2 separate regions of the Homo sapiens genome follow, and region 1 is linked to region 2. The links are chromatin loops, found by intact Hi-C in ENCODE. Cell type or tissue: Caco-2. All regions are shown on one strand. Links, peaks and the distances in the headings refer to the core of each region. The heading gives the core; the rest is flanking DNA.

Region 1 (2,921 bases), core at 305-2,804, 51 kb after region 2:
AAGTTCAGGCTCCATTAAATCTCATCTTTTTTTCCTTTTTTTTTTTTTTTCGAGACAGAGTCTCACTCTGTTGCCCAGGCTGGAGTGCAGCGGCGCGATCTTGGCTCACTGCAACCTCCGCCCCCTTGGTTCAAGCAATTCCCTTGCCTCAGCCTCCCTAGTAGCTGGGATTACAGGTGTGTGCCACCACGTCAGGCTAATTTTTGTATTTTTAGTAGAGACGGGGTTTCACCATGTTGGCCAGGCTGGTCTCAAACTCCTGACCTCAAGTGACCCACCCGCCTTGGCCTCCCAAAGTGCTGGGATTACAGGCATGAGCCACCATGCCTGGCCTCCATTAAATCTCATCTACACTTTAAGTGTATGGGATACCAAGATGTGAAAGACATGGACTGTACCTTGAAGAGGCTTGTAGTCTGTTACACAGGGAACTCAGCAGAGTCTGATTGTGGGCGGTTCCCTGACACATGAAGTAAAGAACTATGAGACCAGGACAGAATGGTGAAGCTCATGCTGCTTGCCTAGTTAAGAGTCAAGCCATCATTCCCCTCATATACTAAGTGACTTGTTTTTAATTCATAGTACTTTTTGTTTCACTTTATAATATTGTGGTCTTTCCCAGTTGCTGGTCTGGTGAAGTGGGCTCTGGGCACCTGGCTGTCTGGCTTACCCCTCTTCATACACTCCATGTCTAGCACATGTTTCAGGCACGTTTCAGGTGAGGTTTCTTGGAGGGGACATCTGAGCTGGACCTGGAAAGATTTTCCTTGGTGGTCTTAAGGGTTATTGCAGCTATAATACCTTAGCATGGCAGGGTGGGTTCAGGGAACTGGAAGCTTGGTAGGTATTTTGATGGTGGTAAAATGAATTGTGGTGGTGGTCGTGGTGGTGGTGTGTCATGAAAAATAGTTAGGGGCCAGATGGTGGGGACAACACTGAACACCATACTAAAGCAGTTTATTCCTTTAGATGTGGGCAGTAGGAGCCTTGGAAGGTCTTATAACTGAGAACTGTGTTTTAGGTAGCTGTGTAGAGGATGGATTAGAAAGAAAAATGATCAGAGGCATAGTTACAGTGGTAAGGCTAGTCAAACTACTCATTAGAGGATTAAGAAAGTGATTATGTGGCGTATCTTTATTGCCTCATAGAGAATGAGCCACTAAGAAAACTTCATTCATATTTCTTTTTCATCTAGAAATAGTTAGAACAGAAATAACTTCTATCTAACATAGCAGTGTTGTATTCACTATGCAGCCTTAAACATTTTTACTTGCTCATCTCTTTCTGACCCCTGTAACCCAAGGCAAATGTGTAGTTTGTAAGCGGTTCCTCTAAGATGCGGGAGAACACAGTGTTCTATGGAGTTGTCACATGATAATGTTATCAGCTGCCGTTGACTGATACAAACTCCTGAGAAGGTGGGACTTGAGTTATCGCCAGACACTCACTGGCAGGGATATGAGATAGAAGTTCTGAGTAACCAGGAGTTAACACAGCCTTTCTCTGTATGTTCTTTCTCTGAAAGCTGTTTTTTTTAATAAGCCCCTGGGTGAATGCAGACACATATTATCTCCAGGGATTGCTATTGTTTACCTCCTGAAGGCCGTCAGTCCTTTGGTGAACTTCTAGTTTGGGAACAAGTAGTACCAGCCCCTGACAACCCTGAATGGGCGGCCTGGCTGTTTCTGGTGATTTTCCACATTGGTGCTGATTTCTGGTCAATGATTTATATTGAGGATTAACTGAGAACTTCCTCGTTGGATATGCTGTGGGACTGGTTCAGAGGCTGTTTTTCATGAGCCTGTCCTTACACCTAATCTTAGCCTGTGCCCCTTCTCCCTCCCTGGCTCTCCATCCCTCTCACTCTGTCATTTACTCCATCAGTCTGTAGCCACTGAGGACCTGCTGTGTTCTCAGCACTGGATGCACAGTGATGAGCAAAACCCAGTTTATGCTCTGGGCTCCTGTGGACTTCTCTGTCTGGTAGTAGAGGGGTAGGCACATGTTCATCTTATAGTCTCATTCAGATAAATGGAACACAGTAGCTGTGCTGTGTGCTGTGACCGAGAGGCGTAGGTTCCTGTGAGAGCACATGTTAGGGTGATCTGACCAGTTCTCATGGGTTGGAGTTCTTCCAAACAAGACATAAGCACCTCCAAGGCAGAGATGGCGTGTTTTCTTTTTCTTTCTTTTTTTAGACAGGGTCTCACTCTGTTGTCCAGGCTGGAGTACAGTGGTGTGATCTTGGCTCACTGCATGCTTGAACTCCTGGGTTCAAGCAATCCTCCTGCTTCAGCCTCCTGAGTACCTGGGACCACAGGCAGGTGCTACCAAGCCTGGCTGATTTTTTTTTTTTTTTTTTTTTAAGAGATAGGGTCTCACTCTCAGCCAGGCTGGTCTCAAACTCCTGGGCTCAAGTTATCCTCCTGCCTCAGCCTCCCAAAGTGCTTGGATTACAGGCGTGAGCCACTGCACCCAGCTTGAGATGGCATCTTTTTACCCCCATAATTTTAGCATGTTTCTTGTGTTCCATCCACACACAGTCCATGTGTGACCAGTGGATGACTGGCCAGCTTCCGTAGGCCTCCTTTCTTTTCCACTATTGCTGGGACAAGTTGCTATGGCATCCGTGTAGAAGAAATGGTTAATTAGTAACTCCTCACAGGTTAGTTAATAAATGTTCTTTACTGCTTCCTCTGGCAGTGTCCACAGATACATACCTCCTAGATCTTCAGGAAGATGGATGGGGAGATAAAACACCCCCATTCTGTAGACCTCTCCCAAGACAGTGACATGTGGTTTCCTCAGTGTCCCCTTCATCTATACTTTTTGGTTGTTGGCTTGCTTGCTTTCTTTTTTTTTCTTTTTTCTTTCTTTCTTTTTTCTTTTTTGTTGAGACGGAGTCTCGCTCTGTCATCAGG
Region 2 (2,921 bases), core at 280-2,779:
AAAATTAGCCCCAATTCTGCAATTTTCACCGCAATAAAAGCTTCTCCAGTTATACATGGTGATTGGTCTTGATGGGCTATTGTGGACAGAGGAGGGTGCTAGGTTGGGGTGGACGGGGCCACAGCTCAGACTAAAAATCCCCTTTTCTCTCTTCATGAGCTTGGCTGCAGATGTAGAAACTAGAGCTAACAGCAGTTTTACCTCATCTTAAAGAAAAGTAGTAAATTAATGGAGGCTTTAATTAATTGCTGTGGTCTGTTGAGTACTTACTATAGGCTAAGGGCTGTAGGGAACACTTTAATTCACTGAATAATGTCAGTAACTCTGTGAAATAGATATTAGTGACCTATTTTGCAGATGCACAAACTGAAGCTCAAAGGGGTTTTCACAGATAGTGCAATACTAAGTTGGAGCCTTGGTTTGAACCTGAGCGTGTCTGCTTCCAAAGCCCATGCTCTTAGGTGGATTTTCAGTGATGCCAGAAGATGGTTGGACTTTCCTGAAGATGTTTATGTGCATTGTCGCCACAGAGTCAAACCAAGAATTGTATGGTTGTATTTCATTCAGAATCATAACATGCTTAATCCAGATGATGCCTCAGATGATGAAGGTGGGTTGCCCACAGGCTGTATTGATTGGTGATTCTTAAGAGTGTAAAAAAAGGAAATCACTTGATTTTGTTGTGGGGAGGCAGAATGTATCACACAATAGCTTGGTTGAGTTTGGCTTAATGTAGATATGTTTAATATAATTAGACTGAGGGCTGAAATGGGCACCTTCAGGTCACTGTGGAATGAGACAGAGCCCTCACTAGATTTTTGAGTCACTTGAGGTGGTTATGCCAAGCCCTGTTCACATTTCACACTTGAGTTTAAGTATTTGTGAAGGGAATATAGATCTTTGGTTTGAACTAGATATAGCTCAAAGGTTACCCATTCAGAACAGAGCATTTCAGCCTCAGGGCACCTACTTAGCCTCTAAGATGAGACCACATCTGAACCAGCCAAGTCAGCCTGGGATGAGGTTGGAGGAGAAAAATTCATGTGATAAGTCAGATTACAATTAACTTTTTTGTTATTACTTTTTGAGTGACCACAATGTGTGTGGGACTTCGAAATATGGAATAATGATGGGTTTTATTATTTCTTTTTGAGAAAAATCCAGTCACTTTTTTTTTAACCCGAGGAAGTTGAATCCTGAAGAAGGGGAGATTTATCTCTGCCCTTTGAACTTAAAGCCCATAAAGTAAAATATATAGTTTAAAACAATTACATGTTCCCCCCATCTCACCGCCGCCCGACCCTTCACAGATAGTGTTTGACAAAACACTATTTAGGAAAGTGCCTGACTGGTGGTGGAGGGGCCTTGCTTCCTGTGAATCTGCATTCCCTGTGCCACTTGCTTCCTTCCCTGAGAGGTTCTGGTGGCCAGGTGTTATGAATCCAGGTCAAGATGAAGAAAACACACTTTTGTCATTTCTTCAGGCATGTGGCCGACCCGACCGGGTCTCAGGTATTCCAGATATGAGCGATGTGCCGATTGCGCAAGGCTGGAAGCATTGCTCACTCGGAGATACCGAGGCCTGCTTGCCCCGAGCCCTTTGTTCTCCTGGTTGAAAGCAGTTAATTAGCAACTGTCTCCATAGCAACACCCTCATAGTCCAAAAACATTGTCTAGTTTTTCAGTTTAGCTTATCACACTGTTTACCTGAAGGGCTTTTCACTGCTCTGAGTCTCATTTGAGTTGGCGGCATGCCTGTTGGGGAAGTGAATTGTCAAGATAGAAAAAAACACCATGGTAGCAAGAAGCCGAGGAGACTTCTCTCTACCCAGCCCAACCCGGGCCCTGGATTCTGGGAAAACAGAAGTTGCGCCTGCCTAACATTTTCACCTGTATTTTTTTTTTTTGTTTTGCCATAAAACTGCTGTTCTCTCCACCAAGCCCTGAATTGTGAGGATTTTTCCCCCCTTTCCCCGAGAGGCTTTCTAAGCTCTTTAATATTCCCTGTTTATAGTACATTTCCATGATTAGTCATCTTGAAACCCCGAGTGTTCTCAGCCCCTGTACATTCGAGGAAATTTTGCTTCCCTGAGGGTCTTGGCATTTGCAAAGGCCCTTGGATGAAGGATTATGAGTCTGAATGTGAATTAGTCAGAGCAGCTTTGTTTTTAGGCATAATGAGGAAAGGCTTCTCTTTCTTGGTTTAAGTTCATTGTTTGTGGGAAGAAGGCAACTTCAGGTGGCTTGTTGGTAAAATAGGAAAGGAAACTGTAGCTTTTTTATAAGCCATGCAATGAAGATAATTTTCATAGCTTTCATGGACTGAGTGCAGTCTGTGTGGCCCTCCATGCCAGCTGTGTGGCCCTCTGTGCCTGCTGTGTGGCTCATGGCGCCAGCTGTGTGGCTCTCCGTGCTGGGACGCTTAGGAGCTTTTTATCTCACATCTGCAATGGGAAGACAGGAGGCAGATGGGAAAGAAGACTGCATTTCCTGAATGCCTACCACATTTCAGTTGCTGAGCCAGACTTTCACAAAATGAGGTCTCCTGTATCCTTCACAGCAAACCTGCTAACGAGGCCCTATTAAGTATTTTAAAGATGGGAAACTGGGGTTCCAAGGAGTCGTTGCCTGCCCAAGGTTGTGGAATTCTAATCTAGACCTGTTGGTTTATAGGACGCCAACACTTGTCCTGAAGCAGCGTTGTGGATTTGGTGGTGGAGTTAGGCGGTACGTATCACAGATTGCAGGGCTCTGGGAGACTTTTGCTAAGGAGGTTAGTTAGAATTTGGTGGTGTACATGTGTAATTAGATGCCTAAGTATGTCTCAGGAAATCATGAAGCTTAGGTCCAGTGATAAAATAGTAGAATTTAATTTTGAGGCACGTGTGCCAGAGCTTATTTACCCAAACAAATGTAATTCT

Evidence for each region. Hi-C counts contacts between places; a loop is a spot of excess contacts. Peaks named below come from ENCODE experiments on the same cell type or tissue, not always from the same donor. Only the 100,000 strongest peaks of a DNase experiment are listed, where the experiment ranks them.
Region 1: a loop joins it to region 2, with 4 times the contacts of the local background. A loop is called at or near these places in 6 of 110 quality-filtered maps.

The regions. Positions count from the first base shown.
Region 1 is chr11:12,852,415-12,855,335 of GRCh38, forward strand. All of the region lies in intron 3 of TEAD1 (TEA domain transcription factor 1), which reads left to right. Among named protein-coding and RNA genes, the nearest start is that of TEAD1-AS1, 69 kb to the right of the region's middle. In Caco-2, for the core only: no CTCF peak of the experiment used is centred there; DNase peaks (open chromatin) are centred at 1,417, 1,687 and 2,580.
Region 2 is chr11:12,801,208-12,804,128 of GRCh38, forward strand. All of the region lies in intron 3 of TEAD1 (TEA domain transcription factor 1), which reads left to right. Among named protein-coding and RNA genes, the nearest start is that of TEAD1-AS1, 120 kb to the right of the region's middle. In Caco-2, for the core only: no CTCF peak of the experiment used is centred there; DNase peaks (open chromatin) are centred at 963 and 1,554; H3K4me3 peaks cover 696 bases.